2 separate regions of the Homo sapiens genome follow, and region 1 is linked to region 2. A link is a loop called in an ENCODE intact Hi-C map of the cell type or tissue named here. Cell type or tissue: mammary epithelial cell. All regions are shown on one strand. Links, peaks and the distances in the headings refer to the core of each region. The heading gives the core; the rest is flanking DNA.

Region 1 (8,394 bases), core at 1,400-6,399, 160 kb after region 2:
TGCATGGCCTTTTCATTTTCAGCTTTTCATCATTACTTCCTTGTGTTATTTTGCTTCAATCACATCTGTGTTTGCTTATTGTGCACCCAAATATGTCAAACATCTCAATGGCAAAAGAAAAAAATATACAGACACACCATCTTCTTTTCCAAGTTGTCATAGAGCATGATCCCTAAACAGACTTCAGAGTACTCTGTACAAAATGGTCCAAAAACAGAGCAATGAAATATGGTGGAAACATGAACTTCCTACTGAACTAGGCTAGTCAAAACATAAGGAGATAAAGAACATTGTTAAGACTTTTCTTTGACATTTTTCATGCATTAGTTTTACTTCTTTATTCTACTAATCTTTTCCTAGACAAGTTGTGCTAGCCCTTCAGTTTTCAGCAACTAAAGTGCTTCGCAGAGCTTAAAAACACCCTAAACACTCTTCAAGCTTTACAGACAATTGGTCCATATCTATTTTTCCCAATAAACTATAGACTCCACAGGAGGACAAGGAGTTTGCCTCTCTTGTTTATTTCTATATTCCAGTTCTAGAAGACAGTAGGTGCTCAATGCAAATTTGTTGAAGGAATCTTACCTTGTTCTTTTCATTAGTTTTTGATCTTCAGTACGGACTTTTTCTGTTTTATATCTCTTTTGTTATGACTATTTTTCTCTTCCTCATTCCTACTTAAGAGAGTTTAGTACTTTTTGACCTCCACTTCATTCCTGTTTTGTCTTTTATGTTCCTTTTGTGGACCCTCAATTTCAGAGGCAGCATGATGTATTCTCCACCTGCCATTGTCTATCCCTCTATGACTTTTTGAGCAGTTGCTTTCCATAGTCAAGGTGCATCTGGCTCTTTGGAGGCCCAAAATAGAATTAAAGGTGCCACTTTGAGAACATAATTCAAAATTATAATGCAAAATTATAGACAAGCTCCTAGGGATAAAGAACTGGCCTCTGCTGACTGAACACTTTTCTGTCAGTTTCCCTAGAAGTGGCGGGAGATATTGCCCAAACAAAACATCAGGAATAATTCTGAAAGCAACCCAAATGTAATTTTTAAAAAGTCATATAAGAAGAAGATAAAAGTGATGTACAGGAGGTGTTATGAAGATAGATAAGCTGGAGTGGGAATGAAGGGATATGTTCTTCAGAAATTTGGCAATTGAAGCCAGTGTGGCTCGTAAAAATCAGTTACAGCATAGTGGTTAACACCTTTTGATTTATATGGGCTTGGGGTTTATTCATGAGCTGTGCAACCTCAGGCAAATTACTTAACCTGTCGATGCTACTGTTTGTTTGTTTTTTATTTATAAAATGCTTAACCACACAGGGCCTCTGCAATGATTAAGTCTGTGATGCATGTTGAAGCATTTAGTACCATGCTCAATTATGGTTTGTCTGAGCCATTAAAAAAGCTTTTTCAAGGAATTGCAGAAGAAAAGAGAAGAGGAAGGAGGAGAATAATGTTAACTAATCCAGCTACCAGTTTCCTTAGCATTAGTCTACTTCTACATTACCCAACCTGCACTACAAGCCAGTAAGCAATGAAACCAGTAGAATTTCTGGCTCTTGAGGGCCCTATTTCAGTGAATGAAGTGAGATGCTTGTATTTCAGGTGCTGGCTATTGTCCCTGGTCAGTTCAAATGGGTCACAGCAGATCAGTTGGAAATGAAACATAGGCAGCATAACAAATCTCTCTCAAAACGGCATCATCAAAATGATGAGGGTTCACATTACCCAGGCCACAGTGAGTTTGCTTTGGGGGCCCTTCACTGTTCTACACTCTATTATTGATGGTCTGTCTAGAAAACTGAAGAAAAAGCTTAGTTTGCTTCTGTGGTTCCTCTTGGGGAGCAGGAGAAGCTGGAGAAGCCCATTTTTCTAAGGCAGTTTGCCTACAAGCTATAGCCTATATCATGATGGTAAAATGATAAACACTGATGATCATCACACCACATTTGCATCTAAATTCGTAATGCAGAATGCATCCTATTTGAAAACCCAGCACCCTTGTTTATTATTTATTTGTGTAACATGAAACAGAGATCTGAATAAATAACCTTCTCCTAATGTTTAATGTTTAGGTTAGGCTCTTGTTTTTTGCTTTTAGACATGTTCAAAATGTTCAGAAGTCCTGCTAAACACTATTTCTTGTTCTTGAAATACAATATTTTGAACTCTATTATTCTGCCTTCATCTGCTCCCCATGTAATCTCATAGCATGGAGTAATTTAAAAGAAATATTGTTCCTATGTGGCTTTCTTGTTCTAACTTAAAACCAAATTCAGGGCTATTGTAAAGTTTAGAAAAGATACCTCAAATATCTGAAGACTTAGCGGTATTCACCATATAGATTTTGTAACATTTATTCAAGTACTAAACTCTAGGTAGCTCATCCCATCCATTTCTCTAAACCTTGGCTCAATAGTTCAGCAGCTGTTTTAGATGGCAAAGATGAGGTATGACTATATGAAACACTGCTCCCTATTTCTCACAAACCTTCAAAGCCAGTCTATGCCAGTCTTAGCTCTGGAAAGTCACTCTTGAGAAGGTCAGAGCAGGTGTGGGAAGATTTCTAGGCAAAGATCTCACCATCACATAGTCAGTGTGTATTCAGGCTGGCTGGGAATTCTCTGGCCTCTCCAAGAGCAGTTTTGGCTTACTGTTGAATTTCTCGTGTGTTCCTGGGACCCATTAGGAATGTAAATCTAGATTTTACAGGACTTCTACAAATTGAGTGGAATCCCACAGCCTACTAGTATTACTTTAGAACTAAACTCATTTCCACAACATGGCAGGTTATGGTAATAGAGCAATAATTACTCATCTTCCTTACTTATTGCTGTCATTTGAGGAGGAGGAGTTTCTTGCAGGTCCATTTAAAGTTCCCATCTCTTTGGCCTCTGCTATCTGTGTTACCTTCTATTAATCTTGAATTACAGCATGTCTTCAATATGTATCTGAGAAAACAATGCCCTTAATATACAACATTGAAAGTTATGCATAGGTGTAAGTGTCACTTACCTGATAATCAAAGAGTGAAAGGGATAAAAGGAACTGTAGCCCTGGCCAAACATGACACAGGATGAAGCATCGCTAAGTTGCTCTTGGGTTTTGGGGGTGGGACTCCTTATTCAAACAGGGTAGGAGAAACTGTCTTTAAAATGCATGGCCAGCCACCAAGGCAAAGCACGAAGGATGCCGTTTAAATGGAGATTGTATCTCTGCAACAGCCAGTAAACTTTTTTTGGAAAGAAGTGTTCATCGAGGACTTCAAATCAACTTTGTATGTAAATGTATACTAAAAATAAGCCATGCATTATGGATGATAGGTACATGGCTCTGTCTCAAGGATTTTGCAGACTAGTTGGAAAGCAAGCCTCTTACCTACAAAACATTTCATCCAAACGTCCATTTCCATTTCCAACCAATGTGTTGTGCTGTATTTTTTTTTTCCTACAAGAGCCTCCAGACTAGCTGTCGGGGTGACAGACACTCTGCCTTATCACTAGCTCCATGTAGACCAACATATGGAAAAGTAAAAAAAGGATCTGCAGCCTAAACAATGTGCTTCTGTTGCTTGTTTCTGAGTGTTCTGTTGGGCTGGTGCTCTAACTGTCCCACTGATATGTTTTCTTGTCTTAAAAAGTGATGAAACCAAACATAAGTTAGAAAAGTATCCAAGAGGAACAAAGAAAAATGTGGAAAATATCTGTGGTCTCAAATGATATGTTTTCATTTGATTTCATTGAAAATATTTGCAGACCTAGAATATTTGAAATGTATGGCTCTCCCTTGGAAAATTTAACTTGCAATATAGGCAAGTTCCTCAGTAAAGAACTATAGGGGTATGACAAGATAACAAAACAGCAGGTGACAAGATAACAAAAACTGACTGCTTTGGAGAATATACTCTGAGCATTTAAAGTATTGGCATTATAGAGTCTCTTCCGTTTTTAAAAATCTTTTTCTGCATATTTGGTCTCTGCCTCTGGATTCAATATGTAGTCCTTCTCTATAGCCCTGGACCCAAACTAGGAAACTCTAGTTCTGAGCTGAAAAAATGTTGACCTCCATCTCTCTGTTTGGCTTTCCATCTGAGGTTAGGTCCATGTCCTGTGGGTTTGGCAGAGGGGCTAGTACCCAGGCCAGGCTCCATTCTCTTCATAAAGCTGCAGAGGTTACCTGCTCCTATGAATATGCTAATTTGGTTTTTTAAGATTCCATCCCGCAAGTGCAGCTAACTGGCTGCTTCCTCCGTTGCACTTTTCTAAGCACTGATTAGATAAACTGAGATCCTTTCTCAGGGAAAGAAATTCTGACTCCATACTTTGCCCCATTGCCTCAGTACATTGGTGTAGGCAAGGGAGGCTCTGAGCACAGACGATCAGCTTGCGAGAAATCCAGGGGAGGCCAAGATGACAGCCTCTGACACAGACAGGCATGGCAGAAGGGTATTAATTATCCATAACTACAGGCATTTCCATGTGCATGCTTTCCACCTGCTGGGCTAACTCTGTAATGTTCTGACTTTACCCACTGTGGGAATCACTAAAAGTCATCATCCTTGTGAACATTCTTTGAGCATTTGCAATGTGAGAACACTGTGAAAGGTGCTGGGAACCAAAGAGAAAAAAGGCAGATCTCCCTGCCTCCAAAGACACACAACCTAGGTGAGAAAGAATGAATACAAAACGCTAAGATACAAAGAGCACTGCACTTAGTGCCACGTGAATGATTGAAATAATATGATTTTAGGAAAGGAAGTATTTCAATCTGGGAATGTGGCTCTACACAAATTTGAATGGCTTATTGGAATAGGTGATTAAGTCCTTGAGGACAAGGACTTTGGTCTTATGCAAAGGCCCCTGGGGTGCTCTGTGTCAATAAGCTAAAAACATGAGTTTTTTTTTTTTATTCATTCAGTCATTTATTCATGTTAATTGTTTTGTTACCATCCCCGTCCCTCCATCCTATAGTAAAACGTCAGGTTTTTATGTAGCAGATTCAGATTTGTGCAAATTGGAGTTGTATGCACTTTTTCATAGAAGAAACTAGAATTTTACAGGCGGTCACCCCATCTCAATGTGTGCTAAGTTGGGCTGTGCAGGAGCCATGTAGATGAAGCTGCTGAGGCCCTTGTTTGCACAGGGAAGCCTAGTAGATAAGAAAAAACACTGAGGCTGCAGACTTCTGCTTTGAACTGTGCAGATGCAAGATGTGCAAAGACTGTTACAAGCCCCCTGCTTTGACACAGATAAGAGAAACAGAGAGAAGATAGAGCCTTGAGTCAGAAGGCCGAGAGCCTTGGGAAAGGCAATGTTCATGCATTTCAACCAGCAAGGCTTCCAGCAACCAGGAAGTACAAAGAGCCAGAGAGAGAAGGAATACCAGTAAGAACTGTAGATTCAAAGAAGGGAGAGGGATATAAACTGGTGTAGAAAAAGCCAGAAACCTTAAGAATCAATTGGCCTCCTAGGAGAATCATTCTTGCCTGGAGACCTCATACCCAGAAAGAGAAAGAGAGCTATGAACTTTCTGAACCGCCTTCTATGTCTCCAGCCATTCCCACCCTGGCTGCAGCCTAATAAACTCATAAGCCCATGGTGCCTGGTTGACCTGTCAGTTCTTAATGAAATTTGATTGCAGTGAAATTGCATTGCTAATCCCCCAGAAATTGACCCAGGGTTGACTTCACTCCTTCAGATTGTATAAAAGGATTCAGTGTCCCCAGAATCACACACATTTCCAGGTGAATCAAGGGGCTTGGTGCTTTGTTCCATTTCGGGGAAGCTGATGCATTCTGGGAGACAGAAATTCTTTAAGCATTAAGTTTGTCTTGTTCTAGCCCAAGCATGATAGTGGAGCCTTTAGTAAATTTTTAACTTGTCATTAAAAATGCCTTTCATATCAGAATTTTCAAGGGCACTGACAGCTGAACAAAAAGAAAAGACAGGCATAGGAATTATAAAAATAAGCAATCATACATTTTGAATACAAAAGGGAAATGCACCTTCTTTCAGGGTGTTTCAAGAAATAAAGAAGTGCATTTTTCAGATAGACTGCTATTAAGGACACCTCTAAACATATCAGCCATAAGAGTATTGCTTTGCCATTCTTCTTGTAAAGAGGAAAAACAAATGAAGTTGGCAAATGTAAAACTTACAATGTGTTTTCAATTGCAGATCATGGCACTTTTATCCCGAAATTTGGGAAAGATAACTTTTAATTACAGTAATAAGAACCACATGGGCAATGATTGATGTGCGCCTGATGTGTTCTATTCCTTTATTAATCTTTTTAATTAGAAGCAAAAGAATGTTTTATCTGCCAGGAAGGAGATGAGATGGGCAGTGATGCTCTCCCATACTTACGAGACTACAAGGCCTGATTGCTCACCAAGAGTTCACTGTTCACCTGGGGCCACAAGGTGAGGGGCCCAAAGCTGGGAACATTTGTTTCCAGCTGGGAAGGGCTTTTCTTATATCTCTTGCTGCAAATCATATGCATGAAGAGCCATTTTTTCCCCCTTTCTATTAGATTAGTTTTTGCTGGCATTGTTAAAACTGAGGAGTTAGGGAGGGCATTTAAAATTGTTGCCACACCAGTGTTGGGAGTTCACATGTACAGTGAAACTAAGAATGAAGAACTGAAACGGCAATATCAGGGAAACTGGAAAGGGAGCCCAAAGTATGATGGAAGCATGTCAGAAAGTATAGTTAAGCTACAGAAACAAAAATAATGAGAACAGCATTAACTGGGGTTACAGGCTTATGACAAAGCCAGAACTGACAAAATAGGAAAACAGGATTGGGAAGAATGAGAAATGTAAGTAAATGAACAACAGTATGAAGTAACCCTCTTTTGAACTTTAAAGGTTGCTGGAGTCAGTACTTCGATCTTTATGCTACAGAATCATATATTCAGCCAACAAAGTCTTACTGAGATCCTACTATGCATCAGGCATTGTGCTGGGTCCTGGAGATGCTATCCGTAGGAAGAAAACCTGGAAGAGTCATAGCTCGCAAGTGGTATAGGCACATATGTGAATATGGAAACACAATGAAGAAATTATCTAACTGCCTGGTGGTGTAGAGGTCAGGGTAAACATGGCAGAATGAGTACATGAGCTGACTCTTGAAGAATAGGAATGATCTGGGTAGATACAGAGAAATGTTGTAAAGCTATGAAGCAGCACTTCCTGTTGAGAAAACGACACATAGTTGGGGGCATGGTTCTAAATTGGATAAATGGTGCACAATGAGGCTTGAGAGGCAGGCAGAAGCCAAATTAAGGAGGGACCTCATGGTGTGGGTGATGGGACTCCACCAAGGAAGCTTAAATAAGCAGCCATTAGAGTGCAGGGGTTAAGAGGAGAAGCTGTAGAGCCAGAGAGACTCTGGATAATAGATTCACCCCTTACTAGGCGCCCATATTGTGTAGCGTAAATAGCATAGACTTGTGTCTGAGTCCCAACTCTAAGCCATAGTTTACTTGTCCATGAAGTAGGGAACACACCTCCCTAAGAGTTTCGGTGAAGATAAGACGATGAGGTACGTAAAAGTGTCTGACATGAAGTAAGTAGAAGCTTAATAGGTGTCACTTCCAATTGCTTGTAGAATTCCTGGTTCAACAGAGATTTGTTGCAGGGAACTTCAATTTTAAAAGTGCACATCATTTTCTCACATCAGGATGCTAGCCGCATTTAGCAAGAGTTTGAAGAGAAAAATTGACAGAAGTTCAATTCCAGATTTTCTAATGAATTTAAGCAGTACCCACGCAGTTAAGTCATTCATAGATCACTTATTAAAAGTATTGCAGTCAAAACAGGTCAACCCAATAGATGCTTTAAAAGCAAAAGAAGGCTTTGGGAAAGGAGTAAATCACTAAGAGCTGTACCAAGAGAATAGTCTTCATAAAAGATCTTGCATGATGACAACATTTATTCAAATAAGTAAGATCCTGCTTCTTCCCCTTCAAACCTGGTTTGGAACCATCTAGATAAACGTTTCCTTCTTACACAGAAGACCTATGTAATACAAAGTGAAGATGGTAAGAAAAGCAGGGCATAGCAGGTTTGTTGAGGTTGAAGACAAGTCTAAGCCAGAGCAACGGAAGGTTGGACAATGCCAAGGACGGGGTAGAAGCTGCTCTTGTGCCGTGTGGAAAAGCTTGGGGTGAAGGGCCAACTCCCCAGTGAATGGAAGGAAGGGACCAGAGCTGGGAACTGCAAGATGGTTTTGTAGCCATATCAGTGCACGCATGTTTCCCGACAGTGTTTCTCCAGTCCTCTCATCCTCCCGTTCTGGGGTGTTTTACTTGTTTTATGACCCAGTTCATGTTCTTGGACTTTGATCAGATGGGACACTGAGCTAAAATAGATAAATTTTGGCTTTT
Region 2 (8,394 bases), core at 2,229-7,228:
ACATACGGTTTGGTTATGAGTCAGGAATCCCCCAAACAACGTTATCATGTTTGAGGAAAATTGGAAAAATCCTAGAAAGAGAACATTCTTTTAAAATTCACAACAGGGCAGGATGCCAGTTTGCCACTAACCATAAATCCAGAGAGGCTGTTTCCCAAGCCTGAGACAATTTTCAAAATTGCTGCAGCTCAAACCCTCAGACCATGATGTTTTCTGAGGAGATCAAGGTATGTTACTACAACCACATGAAGACGTTTAAGTAGGACTGAAAGTTAAATGTACCAACTCATTTCATAAGAAATCTGGCCAGGAGCAGTGGCTCATGCCTGTAATCCCAGCACTTTGAGAGGCTGAGACGGGAGGATCACCTGAGGTCAGGAGTTTGAGACCAGCCTGGCCAACCTGGTGAAACCCCGTCTCTACTAAAAATACAGAAAGTTAGCTGGGCGTGGTGGCAGACACCTGTAATCCCAGCTACTTGGGAGGCTAAGGCAGAAGAAGTGGTTGAACCTGGGAGACGGAGGTTGCAGTGAGCTGAGATGCTGAGATTGCGCCATTGCACACCAGCCTGGGCAATAAGAGCGAAACTCCGTCTCAAAAAAAAAAAAAAAAAAAAAAAAAAAAAAGAAGAAGAAGAAGAAAAAGAAACCCTCACTCTCTCCCAACCACTCTGAATCATGCACACAGTTCATCCTCCCTCCTCAACTCTGATCTGAGAAGTCACCAGGGGCAGGGTGACGAGTATTCGATGCTATTTTTTATCCGCAATTAGAATCTCTTTAGATTTTCTGCTCTACCCTTGCTTCTGGGGCTTCATCTCTAGGAGGAACTGAAGGATAAAACCCAGAACTATTCACCTTAAACAGATTTTGACAACCATGATGCTATGGGCTTCTAAAGTGTTGCCATGAGTTGATGAATCTCTTGGATAGTTGATATGTGAACTTTGTGAGGGGGCATCCTGGTGTCTCTCTGATGGATTTTCAGAGTATGAGATATATAGGTTTGAGTCACTAGAGCAAGTGCTAGCAGTGTGATGTGGAAATATATTCAGAGCTTATTAACCTTAATTTTACTTACTCTATTGTTCACAAATATGTCCTAATAGTGTGTGAGTTTGCTTCTCTTCTCCTGGTTGCACTCAATCTAATAGAAGAACTGGGCTATTGCAATGGAAGCAGACAGATTAGTAGTGGCACAGATGCATGCAAAAATACACAGACAAGGCTTCGCTCTGTAGTTGGAGCCTCCCTGGTGATTCTCCTGTGTCCTTGAAATTGAGTTGCCAGTTCGCTTACACCAGCTAAGAAGTCTGCTTCTCCTCAATGAGCTCTGCCGGAGTGCCCCTGCCTTACTCTCCTGTGTGAGAGTTACATGCTCCACCCCTTCTCTGCTGAATCTAGCTGGCATCCTGAGTCAGATTGGAACATTTGAAAACACACACACTCCCCTCTCTGGGAAAACAATTCATCTGAGACAAGGGGAAGTGACAATCTTACTAAGGAAGCCGAGTTTTTAAAACAGATTTTTTTCTTTGAGTCCTAGTGACTACAGAGGCTTACATAATGGTCCAGGCTCAAAGGAAAGGTAGCCTGGAGTTTGAGAGCCTTCCCAGTGCAGCCCAGTGTGGGGATCAGAGTCTAAGGGATGAGGCGGGTGGGTGGTCAGACCTGGGAGCCATTCCTCCTCTCCAAGAATAGAAACTACAGTTTTACATGTTTTGTTTTCAGGCTTAAACAAAAATAATAAATGGGCAGTTTTCCCTAGCATCCTAATAGGCTGCCTGAGGCACATAAGCATGAACAATAAACCTTGTTAAATGATAATCTGAAAAGGAAAATTGAGACCTTATTCAAATTTGATGGAGAAAACACACAGGCACACTCCCTACTGTTTTGTCTTAAGCAGTGGAAAGATCTCTCCAGGGAAGCTGTAGAAGAGCAAGATACCTTTGAGGGACCACCCAATATGGGAATTGGGAACACATTCCGTTGTATTGACCTTGTATTCCTGTTTCCCAAAATGCTGGGTCAGTAATTATTTCAAGGGTACCATACAAATATGTCATTCGATTTTTCTTTCCTGGCTTAGCATCTTTGCTTTACACCCCACAATAACTAAGTCTGAAGGGACACAGATAAACTAGACTTCTTTAAGAACTGGCTCTTCTTCCATTTTTGTAGATATATCTCTCTCTCTTGCCCCTTCAAGCATGGGCTTTTTTCTTTTTTTGAGACAGAGTCTCGCTCTGTGGCTCAGGCTGGAGTGCAGTGGTGCCATCTCGGCTCACTGTATCCTCTGCCTCCCGGGTTCAAGCGATTCTCCTGCCTCAGACTCCCAAGTAGCTGGGACTACAGGTGAGTGCCACCACGCCTGGCTAATTTTTGTATTTTTAGTAGAGACGAGGTTTAACCATGCTAGCCAGGCTGGTCTTGATCTCCCGACCTCCTGATCTGCCCCTCTTGGCCTCCCAAAGTGCTGGGATTATAGGTGTGAGCCACCGTGCTTGGCCAAACATGGGCTTTTTAATCAAAGTCAGGTCCACCTTCTAGATAAAGTAATCAAATTTCCTTCTAATTCATCTTTGGGCATGGTCCAAATTTTCACAAATTTGAATCAGAATAATTACCCAAAGATTCCACCAAAATTCAAGCAAACTCCCAAGTGAAGGCTGTCCTCCCAAAATTTCAGTTCCAGTGTAACCTTCAATACTTTGCTTCTAGAAAAGTGATTCACTCTCCCACTTCTGGATGGTGCTCTGTTTAGCAGGTGTGACAGCTGCTGTTGATTTTCTCACTTGGCACCCTCCCCAGCCCCTTTCTTTCTTGCCCCTTTCACCGTGGAGACAGGAAAAGTTCCACAATGTTTTTCTACTCCCGTTGCCAGCCTTCTTTGGCTCGACCAGTGGGGTGCAGTTCTGTCCATGAGGGACTCATGCAGACATGGTACTGCTTCTGGGAAAGTGGCTTTCTTTTTGACAAACAGGATACATGAGGCTGGCACCAACCCTTCTTACTTTCTTCCTGCTCAGTGTATATGATGCTTGAAGGTACAGCTGCTATCTGGCAATAAGCAAAGGCTAAGGATATTAGAGTGGAACTACAGAAGAATCTTGGGTTCTTGATAACTTGGTGGAGTTGCCAGAGCTCCATGCATCTTGTATGAATGTCCTGGATTGCCTATGTTACAATAAATAAATAAATAAGCCAATGTATATAGTCATGTGAATATAAATGTGTGTGTGTGTGTGTGCGTGCGTGTGCCAGAAATAGTAGGTATTCTGTTAACTTGCAGGCTAATGTCTCTAAGTAGAATTTAAAGAAAAAAGAAAACACTAAAAACCAACTCCTTTACTGAGTTCTAAGCACTGCGTAGGAGGACTTATTTTTATCACCAGTCATGTTGCCATCTTCTTATTTTTGCCATTTCACAGATAGGGCAACTAAAGGCTAGGGACCTAAAGCAACTCTACCAAGGTCACGCAGTAAGCTGCTAAAAGCTAGGGAATAGAGCCAACAGCTCTATAATCCCAGGCGAGGCCTCCTCTGCTCTATCTCTACCCCTCAGTTAGGAAAATGTCAAAGGATTTATTAAAAACAGCCTGAAGCTAGATTAGGTATTTTAATACCCAAAGCACTTAATTACTAATACAGTTTAAGGTACATTAACCTAATTGGAAACTTTCTGCATATGGCATAGGTTTCCTCCCCACCTCAGAAAAATTAATAGTATTCTTTTCAAACTTTTTTCCTGGTCTCTCTCATCTTTTTGTGCAATTATTAGTTTCCAAAGTTAGAAAGAATACCACAGCCAAGGGTTTAACCAGTCTGAAGAACTGGTTTGTTTTCATTTAAACAAAAAATTTAAAATTAATACAGTAATGAGAGGAAAAGGAAAGATAGAATTTTATCTGATAGTTACAGGTCTCCGTCTCTCAGCATACAAGGGAGCTGGCAGGAAGCCCTCATCAGAACCCAGGGGTCATCCTTTGTGGCTCTGCCTTGCATTGCACATCCAGTCAGCACCAGAGAGCCTGACGTATCTCACCATTTTTTGCCATCCCTCACTACCCCCTTGGGCCAGGCCCTCAACATTCTCCTCTGGATTACTGTGATGGCCATCTAGCCAGTCTCTTGTCTGGTTCCAATCTGCTCCCCACACTACAACTGGAGAGATTCTTATAAAATGCAAATCAGATTAATCAGTCCCCCCACTTAAAACCCTTTAATGGTTCCCTGTGGCCCTCAGGATAAAGTCCAGACTCCTTGATATGACTTCAAATGCTCTTCATTACTAGTTTATGTCTAGTACTCTATCTTACACGTGTCACTCCCGCCATATTCAACTACTTGCAATTCCCCAGATTACCTGTGCTTTTCTTCCATTCTAAGCTTTTGCAGAAGCTTTTGGGTATTCCCTCCTGCCTCCTCTTCCTTTTGCTTCTTCTTACCAATCCCCAAGCTTAATCTTAATCATCTTCCACTGCCCAAGCATCACTTCCCCTGGAATCCTTCCCTGACTACCTCCTCCCCAGACGAAAGGTTAAATGCCTCTTCTATGCATTCCCATAGTAACCTACTGAGATAATGCTAAAATTATTTACTTATGTCTTTGTCTTCCTGGGGCATCTTGAGAGTAGCAAATGCATTTTGTTTACTTTTGAGTCACCAGCACCTAATACAATGATGCTTACAAAATAGATGCTCAATAAAAACAATTGTTGAATAAATAAAAGAACAAGTGAACTAACCTTGTATCAAGAACTATGCAAAAGATTAATAGGCAAGTGAGCTACACAGTAAAAAACTTGGAGCTAGAAGGGGCAGAAGGATAGCTTTAAGGTTCATGAAGTCACAGAGAGCTTTGTTAACCCCTGCACTTGGTGAGAAAAGCACAGGTCTGGCATCTGGCACACTAGGTCTCAGGTTGTTCTCAACAAAATCCAAAGGAAGAAAACTGGCAGAACTAGAAGCCGATCCATGCTGCCTGAGAAGGAATGGATGTAGGATATTCTTAAAGATCCTTACAAGCCACATGAAGATTGTGTGTGTAGAAGAGAGTTTCTAGGATCCTAACTGTACATGCAGTTTTGAGCTCTTCTCTCTCCCTTCACCCTCTTCCTTTCCTCTCTGCCACCCTATTAATGTCATTATTCTGGTGATTTTAGCAACAAAACCAGGGTGGGGCTCCAGAACCTACTCCTTCTTTATAAACTGGATAACTTCATAAATTATCCACACACACAAAACCTGTAGAAGATAAAGCTGACATTTCATACTAGAACATTATGTATGAAGAAGTACTAAATGGGGAACAGATGACATTTCTCTGCACTATCTCCTAATTTACCTTGTTACCTGTAAGTAACAAAGTAGTTTGCACAGTCTATACTGATGTTCACCTTCAGCCAGCACTATCTTAAATACAGATGGCTGACTTGTGTGGAAATGTCACACCTCTTAGGACCATTATTCTTTTTCACACCTCTCAAGACCTCTTATTTTTTTCTGACTCCTTTTATATTTGGTTGTTTCACTTATGATTCTTTTTACTCACTATTTAAGTTTATTTGTTATCATTTTTTATCATCCTTGTTAGGGAGAAACTCCTTGAAGGCAGGGACTATATTATTTGCTTTGCAGGATCTGCAGCAGAGAATTAGGTCCTATACATAGTAAACCTTCAATAAATGTTTATTGTTCAGCTAAAATAAAAAACTTCAAAAGTTTCAGACAAGAAGACTTCATGTACCCATGGACCTACCACTACCATTGCTTTCTGGGATTTTATATTACTTTTAAAGCTTTCTGAGAATTTATTTGAATTTTATCTCAGTCTTTGGGGATATTGGTAGGAAACCACCATAGAATAAGATCTATGTCTTTATTCACTATCTAAGCATAGGAGCTGAGTAGACAACCTTTGTTTCCTACCATGCCTAGGAGTATGGCAACCTGTGGACCTGGTAGCCTCCGGTAATCACACCTCTGAGAGGTTGGCCTGAATGCCAGGAAAGTTGTGCATGGCACTTGCAAAGAAACAGGCAGACTGCCTTTGAGAGGCCCATCACCTCCACCTGTATTTTGAGTATAAAGGATGGTTCCATGTTAGAGTGAATTATGTGTTTGTGACAACCATTTTCCATATGTGTTTAAATTATCCATGGTAGCTCTTGATTGGAGTTGTAGGGAGGTGGTTTCCTACCAATACCCCCAAAGACTGAGATAAAATTCAAATAAATTCTCAGAAAGCTTTAAAAGTAATATAAAATCCCAGAAAGCAATGGAAGTGGTAGCTCCAGGGTTACACAAAGTCTTCTTGTCTGAAACTTTGTGAAGTTTTTTTATTTTAGCTGATCCATAAACATTTATTGAAGGTTTGATATGTATAGGACCTAATTCTCTGCTGCAGATACTGCAAAGCAAATAATATAGTCCCTGCCTTCAAGGAGCTTTCCCCCTAATAACGATGATAAAAAATGATAACAAATAAACTTAAATAGTGTGTAAAAAAATCACAAGTGAAACAAATTAATATAAAAGGAGTCAGAAAAAGAACAAATCACTGCCAGCCAGGGTTACTTAGAAAGCTTTCTTGAAATACAGCCAGTTGATCATACTATGCAGGAGTGATAAGTTATCACAGAGACTCAGCTCCTCACAGCCCTTCTCATACATAGGGTTGAGGTCTAACCTGTCATATTTTAAAATTCCATGATAGGCAGGAAAGAACATATGGAAACAATGACCAACTTTTACTAACTTATTTATTGGAATTTGGGGGCTCTGGGTATTCTCTTTTGTTTCCCCATAGGATCAAAATATCACTATAATCTACTCCAACCCAAGGAAAAATTTCAGTCCTTTTGCACCTGAGGTTTTTCTTCTTCTCTTGAAATGTATTTGCAAATGATGCCTAGGTACACTGGTGCCTTTTCTGAAAGACACGATGTAACACTTTCACATGAAAAAATAAATAGATAATATCCCTCTTATAAACACCGATCATTCTAATTGTCATTCTTTTTCCCAAATTTCTTCCTCCTCTTAGCCTAGGGTGCTTTTATCTTCTGTCTTCTTTGTTTTCTGATTGTGGAACATGCTTAAATGTCTTCACAAACCTTGGGAGCCCTTTGTGCCCAAATCATAAGGCTTTGTTCTTCCTCCCTTCCTTGTGACATGGCCTCATAAAAATCTAGTAAGCAGGCCAGGCACGGTGGCTTGTGCCTGTAATTCCAGCACTTTGGGAGGCCAAGGCAGGTGGATCGCTTGAGGTCAGGAGTTCGAGACCAGCCTGGCCAGCATGGTGAAACTCCATCTCTACTAAAAATACAAAAATTAGCCAGGTGTGGTGGCACATGCCTATAGTACCAGCTACTGAGTAGGCTGAGGCAGGAGAATTGCTAGAACCTGGGAGGCGGAGGTTGCCGTGAGCCGAGATAGCACCACTACACTCTAGCCTGGGTGACAGAGTGAAACTGTCTTAAGAAAAAAAAGAGAAAGAAAGAAATCCAGTAAATATATGAGCCCTCTCTCTCCAAATCACCTTTTCACTTTCCTTTCTACTCTCCAGCCCAATTATTTCAAACGTTTGCCCCATGGCAGAGGATTTCTTTCCAATCTTACCCTGATACTCGTGTATGCAAATGAGGGATTATGGCCCACTGTTTTATTGTTATTATTATAACTGGAATATACAAAAGGGGTACAAGTACCAGGGTAAGTGTAGGAAGCCACTGCTTTTTGGCATTCTGCTACAAATTGGCTTCCTTCTACGATTGTGTTGGCAGGATTCTTACAGGTAGTTTTTCCTACCACTCCCACCCATGAATGCATGTGTTGGACACATACTTTCTCCCTCTGTCTCTGTCTCTCTCTCTTTCTCTTACACACACACACACACACACACACACACACACACACAGAGCCTTGACCTGGGGATGGACATTGAACTAGAATTGATAATAAATCACCCATACTGTGATGGGAACTATGGAGAAACACCAAAGCAGCAGAACATATTGTTGAGAACATTCTCTTTGTTTTTCCAGCTACTCAATGTTTTAATTTCTTCCTCTTTGTAATGGTACTACCAATAGTACCTGCCTCATTGGATACATGAATGAATGCATGTAAAGCACTGAGAACAGGGCTTGGCACATTGTGAGTGCTATATAAGTGTTTAGTAAATAGATAAACATGTAAAGCAAGCGCCCAGCACGTGGTACATCCCCCATATGTGCTATAGAAGAAGTCCTATTCTTAGCTATTGCTCTGAAAATCCCTCAACCCTCTTAGAGGAGCCATCAGTTCAGGGTTCTTGTAGTGAATAGCTGCTGGGTAGTGCTGGTTCTACATTCACCCCTTCTCCATGCAATGTAGCTTTTAGAAACCT

What was found. Hi-C counts contacts between places; a loop is a spot of excess contacts. Peaks named below come from ENCODE experiments on the same cell type or tissue, not always from the same donor. Only the 100,000 strongest peaks of a DNase experiment are listed, where the experiment ranks them.
Region 1: it touches region 2 in a loop (11-fold over the local background); 9 of 110 quality-filtered maps call a loop at or near these places.

What each region holds. Positions count from the first base shown.
Region 1 is chr1:87,783,865-87,792,258 of GRCh38, reverse strand. No RefSeq gene overlaps it. Among named protein-coding and RNA genes, the nearest start is that of LINC01773, 120 kb to the left of the region's middle. In mammary epithelial cell, for the core only: a CTCF peak has its summit at 4,504; no DNase peak of the experiment used is centred there; H3K27me3 peaks cover 145 bases.
Region 2 is chr1:87,945,042-87,953,435 of GRCh38, reverse strand. No RefSeq gene overlaps it. Among named protein-coding and RNA genes, the nearest start is that of LINC01773, 43 kb to the right of the region's middle. In mammary epithelial cell, for the core only: no CTCF peak of the experiment used is centred there; no DNase peak of the experiment used is centred there.